Regions from separate parts of the Mus musculus genome. Here region 1 is linked to region 2. Evidence: chromatin loops called from intact Hi-C (ENCODE). Cell type or tissue: gastrocnemius. All regions are shown on one strand. Each heading gives the region's core, and the rest is flanking DNA. Links, peaks and the distances in the headings are about the cores only. Region 1 overlaps Agap1 (ArfGAP with GTPase domain, ankyrin repeat and PH domain 1). Region 2 has its middle 10 kb from the start of Gm35192.

The links. Peaks named below come from ENCODE experiments on the same cell type or tissue, not always from the same donor. Only the 100,000 strongest peaks of a DNase experiment are listed, where the experiment ranks them.
Region 1: it touches region 2 in a loop (3-fold over the local background); 11 of 42 quality-filtered maps call a loop at or near these places.

Annotation. Positions count from the first base shown.
Region 1 is chr1:89,641,355-89,652,829 of GRCm38, reverse strand. All of the region lies in intron 6 of Agap1 (ArfGAP with GTPase domain, ankyrin repeat and PH domain 1), which reads right to left. Among named protein-coding and RNA genes, the nearest start is that of 4933400F21Rik, 37 kb to the left of the region's middle. In gastrocnemius, for the core only: CTCF peaks have their summits at 6,007 (motif pointing left) and 8,927 (motif pointing left); DNase peaks (open chromatin) are centred at 6,007, 8,543 and 8,921; H3K4me3 peaks cover 659 bases; H3K27ac peaks cover 1,317 bases.
Region 2 is chr1:90,587,160-90,598,634 of GRCm38, reverse strand. No RefSeq gene overlaps it. Among named protein-coding and RNA genes, the nearest start is that of Gm35192, 10 kb to the right of the region's middle. In gastrocnemius, for the core only: CTCF peaks have their summits at 5,580 (motif pointing right) and 7,620 (motif pointing right); DNase peaks (open chromatin) are centred at 5,598, 6,098 and 7,623; H3K4me3 peaks cover 285 bases; H3K27ac peaks cover 1,466 bases.

The DNA.
Region 1 (11,475 bases), core at 1,576-9,575, 950 kb after region 2:
AGAAAACATGTAACACTTCAAGCACCACAATTAAACACCGGTGAAAAAAATCCGTTCAGAAGCCAGGAGATGATTAACCTCCCGTCTCACTTGTCCTCAAGTCGGATGCAAATCAGCACCTCTGAGCCCAGGCAAGTGAATATCCCAATAAATTGGCAATACAATTCGGGTGGCAGGCAAGGAGCTAAAAGATAAATGGCTTAAACAAAGAGGGGGAAAATGAACCTGTCACTTCTCCTCAACTCAGCAAGCTGTCTCACACAGAAGCGATGATCCCGGAGCAGGGCTGCTCTGACACCCCGAAGTGGGGGCTCGGGGGCTCGCTGGGAATCCTTCATTCTATAGACTCCCAGCTCACCAGCCACAAGTCAGAAAAGACCAAACTGGTTACAAAATAACTAACACACTTTTATCACTTACATCAAAGAAAGTTGGAAGGAAAGTATGAAGAGCCAGGCTGCCACAGGCAGCCAGCGGGAGATCAGAAAGCCAGTCCGGGAGATGGCTGAGAAAGGACTGTGTGTGGGGTCAGGGGGGACAGCAACGAGGCAGAGGACGCGAGTGACCACGTAAACGTCCCAAGCCAAGGCAACAGCTCAAGATTTTAAAGATGAAGACATCAAGGTCAATGGGAACCAGGAGGCAGGCAGAGCCCTGAATAAGGGCAGGACAGGCGGGTCCAGTGGTAGATGCTACCTCACAAACCTGGGAACCATTGAGGTTCGGTGCAAGCATCAGCTTTCCCTTTAGTGACTACTGTTGTCCCAGCCAAGGTTAAAGTTCAAATCCATCTCCAGTCTAAAGGTCAAGGTAAACGAAAGTCATGGTGCCCAGAACAGTCTCCTACCTCCACACTAATCTTCAGAGAGCTTTAAACTGCTGAGGAGAATAGCCAGTGAGGTGGCTCAGCAGATAAAAGTACCGGAGAGGGAGGACTCACACAAGCTGTCTGGCCTCGGGCCTCTACATGCACACATGCTCTGAGGGAACAAGGCTTCTCCTCCTGCTCTTTCAGTCACGAGGCCTTGTTGGAAGGTCTGGGGGAACTGACAGTGACACACAGGTTGAATTATACAATGTATTATGATGTGATTAGAAAGAAGGATGAGGTGACAGAACGCATTCCCACTCGGTCCCCAGCTTGGCTCTGTGCATTAAGTCACTGCAGCCCCCTCCCCCAATGCACACGAACACACACATACACACACACACACACACACAAACATACACATTCAATTATTATCAGTAGCCAGTACCACCCAGAGCCCTGCCTGTCCCAATGCCTCATGCAGGGTTGCTAACGGGGCAGGGTTGCTAACGGGGCAGGGTTGCTAACAGGGCAGGGTTGCTAACGGGGCATGTTTGCCTTTGGAGACGCTACAGGATTCTGGCCATGTGAATGCAATGAAGTCAAGAATTGCAAGACTTCTCAGTGGGTAAAGACACTGATGCCAAACTTGATGACCTCAGTTCAATCTCTGGAATCCACATGGTGGAAGGAAGACGACAGACTCCTGCAATCTGTCCTCTGAACAAGAGTACATGGTATACACATACATGCGTGCGCGCCTGCGTGCGCGCGCACACACACACACACACACACGAATCCGTGCACACATGTGTATACACACATAGCAATAATCTTTTTTAAGTGACCAGGCCTATGATGAATGTCAAGAGCCCAGTACAATACATGATTTAAACTTCTACAAAAACAACATAAAAGCCTTAACAGTTCTTTTAAATGGACTGCAGCTGCCAAAGAGTTAAGTAGACAGTGGACAGAAACTTTCTAACATTTCTCTCCTTTAATGAGAAATTAAGTTTATCAACTGCCATTATAATTATGCACAGCACCTCGGGTAATTAAAAGGGATCTAAATCTAATTTTATTTACATTTAGAATACCTGAGGTCATCTCCGATCAAGACTTCACATTCGTGACTAATAATACTTCAGTGTTAATTAGAGCTCAGCAGAGAATGCTGATTGATTCTGAATCTGTAATCTGCAGTGATTTAGCAACATCGAGAGGGCTTCGGAACCTCTTCCTGGAACACAGAGGCTCACACGGCTGACTGCCAGCCGGTACTTTTAGCTCAACAAAGTCTCAAAAGAAGCACAGATACTGTACCGTGTACTTCAACTTGAGAGAGAAAAAAAATACCTCATATTGAATTATTCTTAGTATAGGATGGCTGTAGTAGAGTTATAAATGCATAACTACTGTATTGAATTGTCCCTAAAATGTTTATAGTACAAGTTTGTCTACTGCAATGAACATGCACTTCTGCCCAACCTAGACTTGATGGTAATGTGTTGCTATGCCTACTATACTGCACACCTATGCATCCATCCTTCGTCCCGCATCCTTCTTGCCATCTCCCTCCCTCGATTGTATGATGTATTTCAAGCCTCGTGCAGGCTTCAGTTCACCCTCTAACACGTTACCAGCAGCCATAAACAAAAGGTTATGAAGAAGGCTGGAGAGATGGCTCAGCGGTTAAGAGCACTGACTGCTCTTCCAGAGGTCCTCAGTTTAATTCCCAGCAACCACATGGTGGCTTGAAACCATCTGTAATGGAATCCAAAGCTCTCTTCTTGGGTATCTGAAGATAGGTACAATATTCTCATATATGTAAAATATTTTTTTAATCAGCCAACCGATCTCTTCTCAAACTACTGTGTTTCTACTCAAAATTCTTGCTTTAATCTATCCTAAGGAAATATCATTTATCAACAAAGTAAAAACTACTGTTCTTGGTGACACTGGGGCTAGAACTCACAGGGTTCTACCACCACTGATTTTAAGTCTGTGGTGGTAGAGGTTAGGCCTAAAGACTTTCAGGCCAGATTGTCACACTGCAACAAACACAAGCACACATGCCAAGAACCCGTGGGTCAGAAAACAGCATTGTCTCCTAGTTTAAAATACTTAAAGCAAAAATAAAATAAAATAAAATAAAATAAACAAAGAGACAATTTGCTGACTGCAGGTGAAGAAAGCTGACACCATGTGATGCTTACGCTACTTCCCAACACAAGCATGTGCACACACACACACACACACACACAGAGAAAGAGAGAGACAGACAGACAGACACATGAACAGGCACAGGCAGTTGCTGGCCACTGGACATCGGTGCTGGGGGCAGTACCTGCTCTTAACTGTCCAGTCACTACAGCCCACGACATTGTATATACAACAATACATTATTTACACATGAGCTTCTCCCGTGGGACTTCTGGGAATTCGTCTTGAACACAGGTGAGTTACTAGAACTTGCTTGTGCTGGTTATTACCCAAATCCTTGGTGCTGCCTCCAACTCAGAGTGACAGAAAAGCAATGTTCTCCCCTCCATGAAAATGCTCAAAACAGGCCCATAAGTGAGACATGCTAAGTGAAAGGCAAATTACAACACGGAAATTTAAAGTGCCAAAGGACTGCATTGCCAAAAGAAGCGCAAATATTGGGCACCCAGTAGATTTTTTTCCTTCCTCAAAAACACATGAAGAAAAGATGACAAAGGTACTGTGTGGCTTTGTTTCTAAAACAGATTTCTCTTTTCACAAAAAGTATAAAAAGGAAGGACTATAAATATGTATGTAGCCCACGCTTGTCCTCCTTCAAATACATTGAAATATTCAAACAGCCATGCACTGAACCAAGGCCTACTGAAGCAGGGGCCACTCTGTTCCTGCAACTTGTCTGGAGGTCAGTGCTTTCAAAGACCAAATGCACAGTCAACACATACAACCCCAAGAGCCGACCAGCAACACCAGGGCTCAGCGAAAGGGAGCCACAGACAGGACTGGCAGACAGACATTTCTTTAAGCCTCCCTGATCCATAAAAGTAAGCCAGAACTCCTTATGGACCTAAGATATTCTGCTGGAGGAGAAGGTGGCTCATCCCCCCGGAGCAAATTGCTAGAGAGATGAAAATTGCTCTTTCGGTATTTTTCACTTGCTTGTACCGGCCATGTAACGGTGAGGGCCTTACCCTCGACAGGCCACAGAAGCAATGGACAGAGTCTGGCTTGTCAAAGCCTCCAGATGCCTAAGACAAAGCCAACTGGAGAGGAGTCGGGAGCCAATGAAACTAGGCCTTCCTCTGGGAGCACAGTTGAACATCCAATAAAGACGCAAGTCTTCCTGCGTGCCTTCATGAGCATCTAACTGTCATAACATCTATAATTCAGCATAGAAAAGGCACCGCAGAGCATTCATTATCAATCTCACAAAACATATACGGTTCCTCTGCACCTCAATCATTTGCTAACAGTTACAATAAGATTATATTAAAAATTTAAACTGCCCTACTTAAGCAATTTACCTTCAAACGTCCATTTCCAGGGAATGAGTACGAGGGACATGAATGTCGAACCCTTGCTCAGATTTATTGCGCTGGAGAATATTTCTCCAGATATCGCTTTGAAGAGTGAAGTCTAATGACTTTAGTTTTATTACTTTTTAAGCACTTAATGGGAAAATTTAGACATTTTCACAAGACTGAGCTTCAACCCAAATGGTACCTTTAAAAAATGACAGGCAGAGGCAGGTCTGTGAGATTACTATAGACGTGCCCAGGTTAGTGCAATCCTGAGGTTTTAAGGCAGTGACTAATACAGCAGGCTTGCCTCTGCCGTTATCAGTGTGAGCTCCCCTACCAACCCCGCTTTTCTTTTTAAACTGTCTTAAATAATAACCCAGAGAATGTTTAGCAACGACTAGCTGCAGAGAATTTTATCATTATACATGTAAAGATTTAAAGCCATTAAAAAACCCCAGTATTTAATCTTTTCCCTTACACTCATAAACCACCTTCCATGGAGAAATTACAGGGCAAACGCCATCGTTATCTCAGTGCCATTACGCAAGCCCTGGTCAGTACGGGTTGCTTCTACCACCAGCCATCTTGCCAGCAGGAAGACCACCTTTGAAACGTGGAGAAACAAATATGGAAGTTTCTTTTCACCCCAACTCATTTCCCCAAACTTCAGCCACAGCTGTGATCAGTCAGACTTCAATTAAAGCACAGGCAGTGGTCCTATCAATCACGAAGGACGATAAATTTCTCATCTTTCTCATTAGCTCCCCCGTCACACAGCTTAAATATAAACACACCTTGCAACAGGACTGTAAATCACTCAGCCCTTGGTGACTCTACCCAGCAGTGCAAGAGGCAGGAATGATGTGAGCAAAATCCAAGGCACAATCACCACACTAAAGCTGATTTACACACCTCGGAAAAATAAAAAGCCTCCGAGAATCAGACTGACAGCGGGTCTCTTTGAGTTTGTTTATTTGGCTTAAAACGGGTAATGACCTGTCTTTATTAGTATGACTAAGTTTTATGTGCAAAATCCAATTTTCTGTAGAAATATTTTTTGCTGCATCTGCCAACAGTATCTCTTGCAGTTACCTGTAGCTATTAATTTTTAAAAAGCTAAATCCCTCAACTTTTTTTTTAAGTTTTAAAGGGGGGGGGAAAGAGTAGAAAACCAACAAACTATTTTCTTGAGGTAAAATTAACAGAAGCAGATGCAGAGACAGCGGAGCTGGCTGTGGGCGGGGCTCCCACAGCGGCCATTACTCCGAGCCGGAGCCGCTTCTGAACACTTTTCATGTATTTTCTCTGAGCCTGTGATTAAATGTGGGCTGTGGGCTGTGGGTGTGTGTCTCCCAAGTGCAAACTTTATACAGCACTCAGAACACAGTCCAGTGAATTCTGCTATCCTACCGCTGAACCGCTAAGAATCAACCAGCTGTCACGGCAAGAGAAGCCATTTGTGCCTCCAGTGTGACCTTCCAGGCACCTACACACCACATCCCATGTGTGCCTAGATTAACTGTATCTTCCTAATTTACACGGAGGCAGCACAAGATTTTGCTACCATCTTTAACCCACAAGAGCTAAGGAGGTCTCTGCAGATCACACCTGAAGCCACAGCAGGAAGTCTGAAACCCTAAGCAAAGGGCAGCCCTGTCTGTGACTCCACTGCCACCTAGTGGCCTACACTTGACTTACCTGGCACAACCACGGAGCAACTGGTGCTGTTCTGACAGCCCCAGAGGACAAGTGAACAACAAGCAGAGATAAAGAGCAAAGTCAGGCTAAGACAAGCCACCAACCAAATGTGACCACCCTGCTGGAGTTGACAGCGTGTGGCCAATGGCTCAGAAAAGCAGTTGCCTGAAAGCCATAGCACTCCAGCCCCAATGGCTACAAAGTATCTTGTACAAGTAGCTGTGATTTCCCCAGCTACTGAGACTCTGACAAGTGGAGTTAATATGTAACTTTTAGGTCACCTAACAACAATGGCCAATGGAGTGGGGAATCTTGGACACAGAACTGGCCTGCTGTGGCAATTAACGACCAGTGTGATCTCTGGCAAGGTATCTGACCTTTCTGTGCCTCAGGTTCCTCACTGAGAGGTGCATGCATGGTATCTGTATTGGCTGATGGATATGAGACACAGCCTGGTAGTGATGATTTGGTATGAGATACAGAACAAGCGTGGTCCTTGCACAGACACCAGGCAGGCAAATGCCATCACCCATACCCTGCACCAGCACCTACTCTAGCTTCAGAAAGTGCTGTGCCAAGTAGATTATGACCTCCAAGGGAGGAACTTGGGCCCTGTTCAGCTCAGCAGCCCTGGCTCCAGATACAAGACCTGAGGCAGGTAGAGACAAGAGAAGAAATTTTTCTAAGGCCCTAGTTTTCTGCTGGGACATCCTAGGGGCAAAAGCAAGGCTGGAGAGAAAGAGACCCAATCCAAAAGATGAAGCATTGCATCAGCAAGAGTGAAAGGAGGGCAGGATGCAGGGCTAGAGCATGCAGGTTTCACAGATATGCTCCGATCATACCTGCATCACAGCTATCCTCTGGAGAGCTGGGGAGAAGGCATGGACATGAAATGTGTGAATCCATACAGGGTGGACCAGGTGGGCGTAGGGAGGAAGGGCTAAAATGGAGCCAGAGCTGCCTAATAGTCTAACCTGGGGCCTGAGGAACTCAGTCACTCTAAGACACCCAAACCCTGACTTAGTGCATAAGTCTCAGTTGAAAGAACTCTGAGAACCTGATAAACCACAGTGGGGAGACAGAGGGTACAGTGAGGATGAGACCCACACCCACCACCCATGTGTAACAAGTACAATGCCTGTTTCAGCTCTGTACTTGCCAAGGGAACCCACCAGGCCTCGGGTGTCTCGGTACCTCTGCCTTTGGGCACAGGAAAATATACCCTTCCCAAGAATATTCCTTGCATGACTATTAGGCCACTTGGCCACACTTGGAAAAGATGTATGTGTCCCAGTCCGTGAAGCCAAGGCTAAACCAAAGCATGCTAGTGGCTAGGGTTGGGTCTGAGAGGGGGCAGGCGGTAGGGAACAGTGCCACATTCTCTCCTGCAGCAGGAGACAGAGCGGGCACCAGTGCAGGCAGTGTAGCCTGGTGATGGGTGCTGCCTGTGCTTCTCATCTGAACATAGGCTGCTGTGTGTTCCAAGGGGACGGCAAGTGTGGACTCGGGAGAGAGGAGTCTCCCAGGAAATCTCTAAGCTGCACACGGCTTCATTTTGTGACGGCTCTGTACCTGACCTGCTGCTTCTAGGACATCTTCAGAGGTGCTAGGCCTCTGTGATAAGGGAGGCCATGGCAGCTTCGCACAAGTGAATGTCACATGTAAGCCGAGGAGGTGGGCGGCTCTGCCCAATAGGGAGGTGCCTTGGCTTCGGTTCTAGCACAGAGGAGGCTGTCTCTAAAGAGCTTCACAGGAAGCGCAGGAAGTCCATCTCGGGGCAGTTGTGAAGCTCCCATGTGTGCGGGGAACTGAACTCTGGCCCTCGGAAAGCACAAGTGCTACCTCTCCAGCGCTTCCGATTTTATTTTAGAAGTTTTAGAAATTCAACAGAATATATTAATCATAAAACATTATTCTAGGACTACAGCGGGTTTTTGGGGTGTTTGCCTGGCCAGGCACAAGGCTCTGGGTTTGAACTCAGAGCCACATAAACCAGATGTGGTAGCACCTGCAATCCCAACAGGCAGGAAGAGGCAGGATCCAGGGCATCCACATGTAAAGTTGAGGCCAGCCTGGGAAACAGGAGAACCTATCTTAAACGAAAATAAAATGCTATTGACTAGTGGTGGGGGTTAACAGACCACTTTTTATTGGCATGTATGTTGGTTATTTTCCTAACATATTTTAATTGGAAAAGTGCTAAAATGTTTCTAAGCAGATACAAAGTATACACAAATCTACTGAAATCTACTTTACTAAAGTAAACATGAATTTATAACGGTGTGATGACATTCTCAGAGAGTCAAGTCTTCTGTCCCCCAGGGCCAAATGTCACTCATTTGCCTGCCTGGCTGCCTCTGCACCCACATCAACTAGCAATGCTGGCAAAGACAGGATGTGGAGATGGCAGGGAGCCTCGGCTGGAGCTTCCCCAGTGACCGGTGGCAAGCTGACTCAGTGACATCACTTCCTCCTTTAATGCCTTCCTAATCGCCCTGACCTCACGTCCGGGCTCCCACTGCAATGACATCCTGGAGGGCAGGCGCTGAGCCAGCGAGGCTCTGGGATCTCTGCTGCTCCAGTACAACTGAAGACAAAAGCCGTAAACTTTACCATCATAGCGTGTGTGCACGTGTGTGTGCGTGATGGGTGTGTGGATGTGGGTGTGTATGTACCACAGCATGTGTGAAGGAAGGAATCGGACAACTCTGTAGGGTTGATTCTCCCCTTCCTCCTGTAGGTGGGCTCCAGGGATCGAACTCATGATTCTTAGTTCCGGTTTATGCAGCACACCCTAAAGTTCAACTTTTAAAAATGTGTCTGTATTCTCTCCACCGTGACAGCAAAAGGGAAAAGAAAATACAGAATGAAAATATTCTAAGTGCTTCTGGCACCCCCTAGTGGCAGTTCCACTAGATTACAACAGAGCTCAACCCTGCCTTCCTACCTTGTAGATTCTGTGAAGAAATCACCTGGGTGGGTGGGTGGGTGGGTGGGTGGGGACAGTCCGCACACTGGCTAGAGCCAGTTAGTCCCCAGAACTACTAAAAGGCTCTGGTTCTATGAAACACTAAGAGATTTAAGCATTCTGGCCTCAGGTTGGACCTTGATCACAGTGGGCTGAAGGCATGACTGGTAATGTGCTTATCTGGCTTGAGAGCCCTGGGCGTGAGCCCCAGCACTGCAGAAAGTAAGTAGATAAATATGCAGTAAAGGGCTTTCTGCACGACATATAAAACCAAGGTAACCCTGGAGCCCAAACACAGAGAGCTGAATGTGTCTGCTCTGCCACTGAGCATGCCCGCCCCCCCCCCCCCCACACACACACACATCTGAATGGTACCAACTGCTCACCTAAGCGGGACAGGTGAAGCCAAACAAGGCCTGGCATCTCTCTACCTCTGAAAGCCACCCAGTCTGTAAGTCAGGCAAGAAGTGAACTCACACACATTATAAAATCTTGGTGCAAAGATGCCTGAGATTTGAGACAAGAGCTTACCTACAGTTTGCCCTTGGAACACAGCCTGCACAGCCTCTGGAGCAGACTGGAGTGCCGCAGGTGCAAGGCTGCGAGCATCTCAACAACAGGGGAGACAAGAGTAGGCACTTCACCATCTCTGCTATGCCCTTGCTCTGGGTGGAGCAGCTCTTCCTGAGAAGCCTCAGGGAGCCTGGACATCCACTGAGCACAGCCTAGGCTTGAACACAGGGTCCCAGGGATGGATGTGTTCTCAGCGAGCGAGGGGCCAGCACACAGGGACTGACCGAGGCAGGAGTGGGACTTGGAGGAGACAGGTGCAAGCTGTGGCACCAACCGAGTGCCCCCCGCCCCCCCGCCCCAGGGAGCCCATTCAGGGAGGAGCCCTCATGACCACAGATGGCTACCAAATGTGTCTGTCCTTCCGGGCTGTCAAGATGCTCAGCATGGAAGCAGCTGCTGCACAGCCCCGAGAACCCGAGTCTGATGCCCAGAACCCAGGGAAAGCTGTTCTCTGGCCTCTGGCACAATGATCCCAGAATCCAGAGCTCACCTTTGGGGAATCCAGGTCATCAATCCAACCATGTACCCCAAACTCTCCAACTTGTGGGGGCCAACGCCTGGCCAGGATCACTCTGTGTCACAAAAGAAGCCATCATGATAAACAACAGGTTCCAACTTACAAGATGGGCCTCCTGAGGGTCACATTTATCCCTCCTCCACGGGCTGGGAGAGCAGAGCGCTGCTAATCAAGCGTTTGTAGATTGCGCCCTAATGAATGAAGATTATTCAGAGCAGAGGGGAAGAAGGGTTACCAACTGCAAGATTCCAAATGAGTGGGAAACCTCAGCTACAGATTATAACAGCTCCTGACTGTCCTAGCTAAGTGACATTTTCTTATTCTCTTGATCAGCGCCTCTGTAGAGGGCTAAATAGGTCAAAAAGCACATCACTGTTCAATCATTTTAAAAACATTAGGAAGAGCAGAGCACCGTAGCATTATGAACAGATTATGAACAAAAATAAAAGCCATTTGTATGCATTAATGATACATCAAGCTAATTCAAGCTGGCGAAAGCCATTAGGGGGAAATCCTGGGGCAAACCATGGTACTGATGCCTCCACACAGATTCAGATTAAAAGAACCATTTTCTATGTCATTGATAAAATTAATTCTATGAGCCAGGCATGAGTCTTAACATGAAAATCAAAACAGAGAGGATTCGCTAATAGTGTGCTTAATGATCTAATTCTGGCAGCATGAGAGTTGACACAGGCGTTACTGCACAGATACAAGCATCCATGTATAGAGCATTTCCCATAAGAGAGTGTAAGGAATTCCACACTTGGGGTAAGAAACTGTCACAGACAGCAGCCTCCGTCCCTATACCACCCTTCATGCTATCAAACAAAAAGTCACTGTTCTCTCTGGTTGTTTTGATAAGACTCTGCTGTCTTCCTACTGTGTACCACTGTAGCAAATAGAGATGGTGAGCTTATGAGTAACGTGGGCTCGTGGCTTCAGAGAGGTGTACTCATAGTTCACTGGGCCCCAATGCTCTGCCCTCAGGGGAGGGCACATCCCTCTGGGAACAGGTAGAGCCAAACTGCTCTTCTTGCCCTGTGAGTGTGAATGAGAGGGCAGGAACCATCTCCTCACCATCCCGTCAAGGGCCTGAAGCCCTCTTACCAGGCCCCACCTCTGAAAGGTTCAGTCAGCCCAACAGTGAAGGCCAAGATGTTAGCAGCAGGCCTGGATGAGATGTGAGGGCTACCAACGTGTGAAAGCCAGCCAGGGGCTACACAGTAGGACCCTATCTTCAAACAAAGCCAAAACAAAAGAATGTGGGCTAGAACTCAGCTGGAGGAGTCCCACCAAGCACACATGAAGCCTAGGCTGATGTCCAGTACCACATAAAGGAGACATAGTAGCTCACACTTAGGATTCTAGCACCTTGAGAGGTGGA
Region 2 (11,475 bases), core at 1,890-9,889:
GGGCAGGGAGGTCAGGCATCATTCAGAGCTGCTGCACAGGATACTGACAAAGGAAGGGGAAGGCCCAGTTACTGTTCTAATGCTGTGAAGAGGCACCATGGCAAAGCCAACTCTTAAGAGAAAGCATTGGATTGAGCTCCCTTACAGTTTTATAGGGTTAGTCCATGTCCGTGATGGTGGGAGGTTGACAGGTGCGGTGCTGGAGCAGTAGCTGGGAGCTTTACATCCTGACCTGCAGACAGCAGGCAGAGAGAGAGAGAAAGAGAGAGAGAGAGAGAGAGAGAGAGAGAGAGAGAGAGAGAGAGAGTCAGTCTTGACCTTGCTTGGACCTTTGAAACCTCAGAACCCACCCCCCGTGGCATGCCTTCTCCAGCAAGGTCAAAGCTCTAATCCTTCTCACATAGTTCCACTCAGTGCTGACTAAACACTCAAACATGCGAGCCTGTGGAGGCAGTTCTCACCCAAACCACCACAAGCAATAAGGACCGAAACAAGAAGGCCTGTGGCTGAAACTAAGCATTCAATATGGTAGAGAAAAATCAAGGAAAGGCAAGGGTGTGTCTTTTGAAAGTGCAACAAAATCGGTAAGTTGGCGGACTGAACTGTAAAAAAGAGAAAGAACCAACTAAATGGGTGAAGGACTTTGAAGCTGACCTGACTGAACAAACCATAGTTTAAAGGAACTGCTAAGAAACTGAATGCCAACAAATGAGGCAAGCAAGCCAGGACACAAAGCTTCAAACTAATACAGCTGGGAGAAACGCTGGAAAGCCAGTGAAACACTTGGATTTGTGAGAGAAAGCCCAGTGTGTGTGTGTGTGTGTGTGTGTGTGTGTGTGTGTGTGTGTGTGTGTGTGTGTGTGTGTGCACATGTGTGTGAGCATTGCTAGTTGATTCTTCCAAATGTATTGAGGATTCTGGAATTTTTGGTTTCTTTAAAAGCACAGAAATATAGGGTAGGGGGTGGGGGGAGGGTATGGGGGACTTTTGGGATAGCATTGTAAATGTAAATGAGGAAAATACCTAATTTAAAAAACCCACAGAAATATAATAAGGAAGTGTTTTCATTTTAATCCCAGGTGTGGGGATTTGGGGCGACTTCGCAGCAGCTGACTGTGACTTGCCTCACGCTCTAGCAGATGCCTGGTTTTTGCCAGCTGCAGATAGTTTCTGAAATTGTGTGTCATTTGGAATTCTGGGAACTTTTCAGGGAGTATATAAATAAATGTTAGCACTCCAATATGTGGTGTTGGTTGTTCTTCGTTGTTCAGCGGGGTTGGTTGTAGTTGCTAGTAGTCATGTTCAAAGAAGAAACGAAAGGAAAGAAATTAGATTCAGGGACTTCTTTCTCCCCCTCACCTCCCCCTTTCTCTCCTCTATTCTTCTCTTTCTTCTATCTAGTAATAGGAGGTGAAACTGGATGGGGGATAAAGGATAGGAAAGAGAATAACCCACAAAGTAGCAAAGACCTACTTCAACCAAATATCTAGAAAACAACTCAAATCCCTTCCCTCAGAACTTTCCTCAGAAACAGAAGCTCATGGGCCTTTCTGAGTCATTCAACAAGGCAAGAGCCACCCGGGCACCCACAGAGCCCCTCAGGCACCGCAGAGCCCCCTGGGCACCCACAGAGACAGTGCGCAGGCAGGCTGCAAATAGGTTTTTATGATTATAGATGTCAAATGAAGATATGCTCAGAAATATAAGTAAAATTGATTCAGCAGGGCTTTGTACCACACCTGAGATTTATGCAAAATAAATCAAACACCCAAAAACTGAATCATGCAATACACAGTATCAACTGAATAAAATATGCATTTACTCTTGTGGATGCAGAATAAATTACATATACACATGTGCATGTGTGTGTACAGAAATAGTAAAGATTACTGCAAAACTGGATTAAATAAACAATTGAAGAAGATGGTAGATAAAAATCCAGCTTCTCTTCATAATTAAGCACTCAGTGGACTACGGACAAAAGGCTGACATCCTCAAGTTCATAGACAGAGCCCATGGAGACAACACAGTTGTAATTGTGAAGGCTAACAACTTTCTTTGATCATCAGTAAAATCAGTGCCAGCCGTTTGTTTTTATTGTACACTGTAGTAGTGGTTCTAGAAAGAGCCACCAGCCACAAATAAATATGTACATGAGTTAAATGCATAAACAAATAGCATTGTCTTAGTTTAGGTCTTATTGCCGTGAAGAGATGCCATGACCACGGCAACTCTTATGAAAGGAAGCATGTAATTGGGGCTGGCTTACAGTTCAGAGGTATAGTCCATTATTGTCATGGCGGGAAACATGGTGGCATGCAGGCAGACATGATGCTAGAGAAGAGAAGCTGGGGAGAATTCTATATCTTGATCCAAAGGCAGCAGAACACATTTGGCATAGCTTGAGTACCCCAACATGCCACACCCACTCCAGTGGAGTCTGTGTGACAAGTTCAAAAGCTTGGCCACAGTCCTGAGGCAAAAAGTTTCATGGAAACTGGTCTCCTGGAGGCCTTGGAATCCCGTAACAGATGTGTTTTAGATTTGTCCCTGTGATAGTCTGTGGAGGGTCTTGTGTGCTTTCCTTCAGTATTGTTTTATTATAGATGCCCCCAAGGAATGATTTGACTTATTCAGACAAAATGCCTACAGTGTTGAAAGAGAGATAGAAAAAGAAATCAGGCATTGCAGCTTACTGGATAAGAGTAGAAATCTCAGGGCAAGTTCTACAAAGTAAACTTAGAATTCTCATTACAGTCAGATATGGCAGACTACATTACATATTAGAAGAAAATTGGTGAGTTCCTCTGATAAATGGAGGTTCCCTATGGATACTTAAAATGATAGCCGAGTCACTCACATATGCAGGAATTTACAATGGTCTAGGAAGGAGGTGGATTGTGGTTTAAGGAGGAACTACAGTATTGCATTATTCATGAAAAGATTAGCAAGAGCGGAACCCCCTGGTACAAGTTTTCACAAGGCTCAGAGGAATAGCATAGTTAGGCGCTTACCAAGGGACCCCTGGTGGTGGGTTATACAATAAACTAGAATTGTGACTAGCATGAAAAATCCTCACCTGGCTCCTAGAATAGCTGACTTTAGATAGAACCACTTTTATCTCAGCTGTAACCACTGCCTGGTTCCTGCCAGTCTTTATACATGCACTTCTCTGTTTTGTGTCATTATGCATCAGACCTTGTACCTTGTACCTTGGCTGATGTATCACCTAATTTCCTTGTTTTCTTCTGTAAGTCTGATGCTTGCTTTGAGAAATTACATTCAGATCCAACACTCTCTTGTGTTTGTGTCTGTTTGTCACTCGCTGACTCCTTGCCCATCTGAGTACTGGGACCCTGATTTCTCCCCTGGGTTGAGGGACCAACTGAGTCCAGCTTGTGGCACCAACAGTGACACTCTTCCTCCAACAAGGCCATGTCTCCTAGTAGGTGCCACTCCCTGTGGGCCAAGCATTCAAACTCATAAGTGAATACCTATTCAAGCCATCACGGGCATCTAGTTGAGAAAAGAAGAATACCCAGTCTGTTTAAAGGTGCCAATCCCAATGATAGTACGGGAATCTATCCAAGGACAAGGCTAAAGACTTCCTGGCTGTTTGCTAACAGAATCTGGGAAGATGGTTGATTCATTGCAATTTCTGTTTCTAGTTGATTTTAATTCTGTAAACTTGTTTGCTGTGAGCTCTTAACAAACATGTACTTGGTAAATCTTGCTGACTTGCTGGCCAGATGTCCTCTTATTTGGTCCTTGACAATAGAGCCTTGCCTTTTCTCTTCCTGCCCTCTCTAGATGCATGCCTGTTAGCCTTTGGCTTGCACCAGCAGGATGTAATAAGGTTTTTAGCACCATCGAAATTCTGATTTAGAGGACACTTCACAAAAGGATGTGCAGAGTCCACTCTCTAGGTCCCAGTGAAGAGGATTTGACATGCTGTGTTCTTCTACCCTGGAGTCGTGCCTGGCTAGAGCTGTTGTTGTCACTGGTGTCTTCTGGGGGCTGGACAGGGAGCCTGGGCTGATGTAATACCAACCCTATTCTTTGATAGGAGTTAGCACACATTCTCTGTGGAGGAAAGCTCTGAATTGATTCCCTAGCTACTCAGGAAAGGAGGATGGGATTCATTAGTGATGTCAGCTGTGGCTGGTGTCTGAGGAAGGGGCAGGGTCCAGTCTCCCTGTTGGCTCCAGTAGTCCTTGCTCCCTACTTTACATGTGCCAACCTCCAGGATGCCCATGTCTGCCTGTGGGGCATATTCTCTGTCTTGCCTGGCTTCTCCATGGTTTTATGCAGATGCCTGTCTTCATTCATCCAAGCCTACAGAAGCACCCAGGATGCCTATCCATTCTTATAGCCGAGGGCTCTGGCAGCATAGCTATTGCTGTGGAATCTTCTCCCTCTGCATTTCCTCGAGTCCTAGTTTTTAGAAGGGGAGGGAGGTGGCACACATGCAGTTGTCTTGGGACCAATGAAGGCAAGTTCAGACTGGACCCTGCCCCTTCCTCAGACACCAGCCACAGCTGACATCACTAATGAATCCTATCCTCCTTTTCTGAGTAGCTAGGGAATCAATTCAGAGCTTTTCTCCTGTTAGCACACATTTTCTCAGAGAATGTGTGCTAACTCCTATCAAAGAATAGGGTTGGTATTGCAGTATAACCTGCCGCCATCTCTATGCCAGAGTGAAAGTTGTCACCAGACTTTTGTCCACAGATTTCTTGAGTTGTCACACTCTGAGTACTGGGTCAGGGTCTCAGTCTTCTGAAAGAATTTCCGGAGGTGAGTCGAGTTTGTTTGTGCCCTGTGAAAGTCCTCTTCTGTGCCCGTTTCTCTCCTGCTTTCTTCTTGCTCCACCCCAGTCCCCTTCCAGCACACTTCATGCCCGAGCCTTACTGTGTCACACAGATTCTCAAGCTAGATCTGTGGCAGCAGATAGAAATGAGTTGGCTCTGAGTGTCTCGCTGAAGCCTTCCATTACAGCCACCAGTCACCGTCTGTGGAGTGGGAGCCTCCTGTCAACTCTCTGCTTCCTCAGCGTCCAGCCCAGCTTCTTACAAATAGTATGCAATCAATAAACTCTCCCAAAGGGATAAGCTAAACTTTTCTAGAAACAAACTGGAATAAGAAGCTACAGTACAGAAGCCATTACAAAACTCAAAAGTCAGATTTCTAGAAATAAAACTTAAGTTTACTACATGGTCAGGAGAACTTTTTTCCCAGGCACTTGACACCAGTACACTTGAGAGCTCAGACCTGGGAATCCTGGTGTGACCACTTGAGTGGAGGAAAGTCCCTTACTCATCTCACCTCTAGAACTAACAGCTAACACGCCCTGGATGGCTGCCTTGAGGGCTTTGAGGTCACAAGTCCACATCCTTATTCACACAGGACTTAAGCCAAATCTTTTAAACCTCTGATAATGAGACGTAGGTCATATATCATATTAACTATTTTGGAAAGAACACAATTCTCCAGGAGTCATTTGCAGGTTTATCTCCTCTAAAGCAGAGAGAGGGGAACAGCCAAGCAGAAACCAAGCTTGGGTACCTCAGGTTGATCCCAGGCTGCCCAGCAGAGGGCGCTCTGCTACCACTGCCGACTTTAACTTAGTGTAGGACTGTTTCCTAGTCTCTAGGTTTTGTTTGTTTTGGTTGGGTTTGACTTGTTTTGGTTTTTGTTTTTTCTCAGCTCAGGATAGTCCATTCCTCGCAGTTACTTTTCAAATAGAAAATTGGAACACCGCTTTCGACAGACACGGACTTTTGTCTGTTTCAGGTTCCCTCTCTGTCCACCCCAATTCTGATGGCTCAAATGCAGTGCACACTGGGTGGAAGGCTAAGTGTGGGCACCAGGGAGCAAATGGAATTCCCAGGCAAGAGGGAAGGGGACGGAGCTTAGGAAACCTCACCTTGAGGGTGCCTCGGTCTCGGAGTTGGGGAGGCCACTTCCTAGTGATCAGAGGCCAGTTTCTGTCGCAAGGAGCTTACAGTTTAAGGCTGATGATCCCATCTGGGAGTAAATGGGGATACTGGGCTCTTTCCAGGCTGGCCATCTTTCACCCCAGCAAGACAGACAAGGTCTCCTCTCCACAAAAGGGAGGTGGCAAGCGCAGCAGTTCCTGGCTCACTGCCTCTCTGATTTGTAGTGGGGACAAAGTCAGGAGTGTCCAGAAGAATGAAGCCTGGGCATAGAGTTCTATTCATCCTGACTCTGACCTCTAAGATTCTGGTCCTTCTTGTATTCACAAAGGTAGAACTACCAGGACCCAAGTCACCCAAAGTGCCTTCAGGCTGTTTATTGCCAGCATGATCTTGTGAGTCTAAGGCTCTCAACATCTTGTGCTGTCTCTGCATCCGTTAGTCCAAGTCAGCAGTGTTGCTGTCGGTGGAACTGTCACATGAATGAGTTCCAGCAAGTAGGAGAACTCAGTGTCTCCAGCTGGGTGAGATAGAGGTGAGGCATAGTGAACTGCTCTGTGAAGCCTCTCTGAGTCTTACTATTTCATAATGGATGCTTGGAGAATTCGTTTTTCTTTCTTTTTTGTTTCTTTTATTTTTGTTTTGTTTGTGTTTTTGTTTTCATTTTTGTTGTGTTTTTTGTTTTTGTTTTGAGATTGAGGATGGGGGTTGGGGGCAGTCATTTTACATGGTAGCCCAGGCTGGCCTAGAACTTACTATATAGTCCAGGCTGGCCTTGAACACATAGCAACCCTTCTGCTTCCGGAGTGCTAGGACTGCAGGCATGGGCCATGATGCCTAGCTGCAAACATATATATTTACCTGACTAGAGAGATCACTGAACAGATTAAAGAGTCCAGAATGGACCCGGGTCCCTATGGAGAGTCAGAATGTAGTGGAAGTGACATTTCAAATGATGAAGCAGTGACCTCCAAGAAACAGCACTGGGCTGTTAAACGGCTCACAGCACACGCAGCAACACCCCAGCCAGTGGGAGAACTGGAGGTGTGCAGATACTAGGGGAAAACTGCACCCAGCACTTCTACAAGAGCCACATTCCATTGTGAGCCCAAATCCAGACATCAGGAAAGGAAAGGCTGATAAGGTTAGACTCACAAAGCCAGAACTGTGCACCATCTGAACTGTGGCCGGTTTCAAGATAAGTTGGTGAAACATGGTTGCGATGTGTGTCAGAGACAGAGCTGATTTCATTCGTGTTTCAATAATTCCTAAATGTGGAGTGGGTGACACTAACTGTCCTGTGTGTGTGTGCGTGCATGCCGTGTGTGTGTGAGTGTGAGCGCGCACGTGTGTGTTTGTAAGAAATGAGGGAGGACAAAAATAAAAACATAGGGATCTGAATCATCTACTGGGCTTCAGAAGGAGGCAGCCGAGCCAGCCAGGAGTCCTTCTCTAGAAGGTGGGAACTAGGGTAGAGCTCTGGTATAACCACACAGGCCTGGTCACACTGTGGACTCGGCAACTGGGCTCTGCATAAAATTTCCTTCACATGGGCTACCAACCCTTGTCCAGAAAGGGGTCCCAGGGAAACAGCTAGGGAAAGTCCAGAAAGGCCTAGTGCAGTAAAACTGTCAGGATGATTCCCAAGCCAAGCTCCCCCCACCCTGTGTTAACACTTCACAAAACTGTCCAGCAGAGAGCGCTCTGCAGAGCAAAGTGAGCAGGCAAGAGTCTAAGCACAAAAGACTCCACCCAGAAATGCACAGAGCTGATAAGTACTTCCCAGCAAAGTGGCAAGTTACAAAAATACACACACACACACACACACACACACACACACACACACACACACACACACACAAATCACTAGGTGTCCCATGGACCAGTGATAAACACACTGAAATAATCCCATTCACAAATTAAAATAGGATAAAGTGTCTGGGCACACAGCTAGCCAGGGGAATGAAAGGAGTCTACACTGAACTGGAGAGAGAAGTTGAGGGAGCCACATGGGAAGGCCTGGCATGCACTTGAATGGAAGGAACGGATCTTGCTGGCAGGGACCATCCTGCCAAATGCAGCCTACGGATCCAGTGCAATCCCAATCGAGTTTCCAGCTCCTTTCTTCACAGACATAGGGGGAAAAAACCTAAAATTGTATAAGGAAGCACAAAAGATCAAGGCAACCAAAGCAACCTGAACACAAAGAAGGCTGTGGAGGGTATTGCTATTCCTGAGCTTAGCTATGCTACAGAGCTATAGTGATAAAAGCGCCTTGGTGCTGGCTGACACAAAATAAAAACAGACATGTAGATCATGGGGATAGAGCTGAGGTCACGGATGTAAGCCCATGCTACTACAGCCCTGACTGTTGAAACGTATTTTATTTGTTATGTGTGTGAGTGTCTCGCCTGCATGTCTGTGTGTACACCACATGTATGCAGTGGCCATAGAGGACAGAAGAGGACATCAGATCCTCTGAACCGGGAGTCACAGATGTATCATTGTGAACTACCATGTGGCATTTGCAAATCGGACCTGGGACCCCTACAAGAGCAGTCAGTGCTCTTAACTACGAAGCTGCCTCCCCAGCCACTGCCACTTTGACAAAGAGAACCAGGGTCCTTCTTAACCAAAGAGAAGAAAAACAGGAAACAGATTAAAGAATGGGAACACACACAGTTTGATAGGAAAAATGGAGGTGAAAAGACCTAAAACCCACTAGGAACATAGACAAAGGCCTGGACAGACAGACCCTCAAAGCACACACTAGGCACAGAAGAGCAGAAACTCTGCTCCATTTGTGGAAGAAAAAAAAAAGGTAAAAAGGTAAAACTGAAATATGACATTTTCTCCACATTTCTTCAAAAGGGTGTCTGTTTAAGCTGGGTGTGTGTGACACAGGAAAAGGAAAGGCAGAAGGATCCTGGGCACTAGTTCGTCCTCAGCTCCTTAGTGAGTTCAAGGCCAGGCAGGACTATGTGAGCCCATACCTTGATCAAACCAGAAAGGAAAGTAGGAAGGTGCTTTTCCTGTGTGTAGGAGCCAGGGAAGGGGCTCCAAGATACACTCCAAGTTCCCCACAACCATGTGACGAATCAGATTCTCTCTGTCCTTAACTTCCACCCCGGTTTTCATTTGAAAACATTTTAAAAGTTGCCTTGACACTTTCCAGGTAAAATCCTGGAATGTGAGAATCAACAACACCCTCCTGTCATTGCTGCAACCACAAACACTCCCAGAATGGGCTCCCAGAGCGCTGGAGGTTGGAGGGATGGAAGGACTTATGGAAAACATGCAGTTCCATGGACCATGCGACCCAGTTTAATTCCTTAGCAAAGCTGTTACTGTGAGTTTATGGACAGAGGAATAAAGGATACTTAGAGAGATACAGACAGGGGAAGCCAACTAGTGCTCCAAGTGTCCTCTGTCCTGTGCTCCAGCACATGCTGCCCCTAGCCTGTGACTTAGAGCTTTTAGTAGGAAGATCACAATGGGTTGTTCTCAATAGGAGCTTGACAGGACAGGAGAGATAAGTAGGGGGTAGATGAAACTAGTGTCCACCTGCAAGCAGGAGGTTGGATGGTGCCTCTAGCTCAAACCTCAAACCTTCAACCTTCTTGTGAGCTCCCTTGGGCTTTCCCATTAAATACCCGGAGCATTCTATGAAATTGTCTGAAGCATCCTTTTCTGTGGGTTGCCCTGGAGGATAGGGATTCACTGTGTGACTTAGATGATGAGGAAGGGCAACCAGCCCTGCTTACCTTTTGCATAGTCTTGTGGGATTTCCTGGAGGCACTTTAATCAAGAGGCACGGGGCTTTCCTCTTCTGCTTTTGTTTGCTTTCTGATGCTAGAACAAAATACTGGAGGCGGGCACATTATCACAAAAAAGAGGTTTACTTCAGGGTACAGTTTGAGATGCTGTCTGTAAACTCATAACAGCTTTGCTTGGGAATTGGGTGGCTCTGGGATGGGTCTGGCCCCTAAGCTGGGAATGGCAGAGTACGGTGGGTTTATATCATGAGCATGCAGATGTGAGAGGCCAGGATAGGAGAGGCTGCAGAGCTGGAGTCTGGTAATGGGTTTTACTAGCAGCCTCAGACCATTACTTCCTGCTCCTGGGAAATACAAAAGGCACCACAAGGTGGCACTCATCACAAAGTCTCTGACCAGGCAGAGCTCGGCCATGGAAAAACTGATGACTAATTCTGGATTTGCAAAAACAAGGCAGACAAAGGCGGTTAGACTCACCCTAAAATTTGTAGTTTGATTGGTATAATTCTTAGTTCAGCTGAGACTGAAGAGTTGGCGTCTTTGAAAGTGACCTTCAGACAAGGAGTGTGTTCAGCCACAGAGATGCATATACATTCACATATATGTACTCGCACGCATGCTATCAACTAACACATGTGCACACACACATGCACACTTACATATACACCCACATGCACACACACACATGTGTATGCACACACATGCATGAGTACACACACACACACACACACACACACTGCCTTACATGACCCCAGCTCTTCCTCAGGGCGCTAGAAGAGGGTGAGAGTCAGGTTGTGGCACCTCAGGTCGTCCTGTGACAGTGTTATAGTCCTCAAACCACAGGGACATGGAGGAGTTTGGTTTCAGGCAAGAGTTACCCCCTTTCTAGACACCCACTGCGTATGTGTATGCTGCTGGCCACCATCCCATCCATGGTCCCTGACTGTCCCACCAAGACAGGTAACAAGGATTCAGACAATAAGAATCACAGTGACTTGCCAGGGCCCAGTGTGTGCCACCTTTGCCCCCTGTGTGTATTTCTAGAATTTCCCCACCCTGAGCGCCTCTGGCACAGCGAGAGTCTATGTCTGAGCTACTTGGCTCTACAATGCATGGAGAGGAGAGGATCTACTCTGAAGACCTGGGCCCATCTCACACTATCAACATCCTGGTCTCTCACCTCAGTGGGCAAAGCAGGACAGTACAGGGAGACCCCGCCTTACCCATGATTCCTCCTTTCACCACAGGACTTCAATGACACCAACGTAGGACCTGAGGGGCAGGTAGTCTTGGGTAGGACAGAGTACGAAGGGCCTGAGACACCATGCATCACCTTGCACAGGTCAGAGCCAGCAGGACCTACAGCACTGTGAAGAGGCCCAGCTCTGAGCATGGCCACTGCTCTTGTTCCATCACTGTCTGAACTGTCTGTCCTCTGTGTCCCCACTGCTGTGGGATTGGGACCACATTCTAGTGCATGACACAGAACTGGCCTCAAAATTGAGACTTCATTTCACTGTCTAATTGTCCCCGAGTTAGAAAGAAAGAGAACTAAATTGTTCGTGTTTCTACATGTTTTGTGTATTAGTGGTGAATGGCGATATCGGGACAAATGCCTGCAGGAGATTGCCACTGCCCTAACAGCATTGTAGTTAGGGATTTCCCCAGTCTTAGGTAGAAATTGAACTCTCTATGCAATAGTGGTTCAGGTAAAGAGCAGGTGACCTGAACGTGAGTAATTTGCTCTGTCTGACTCATTATCA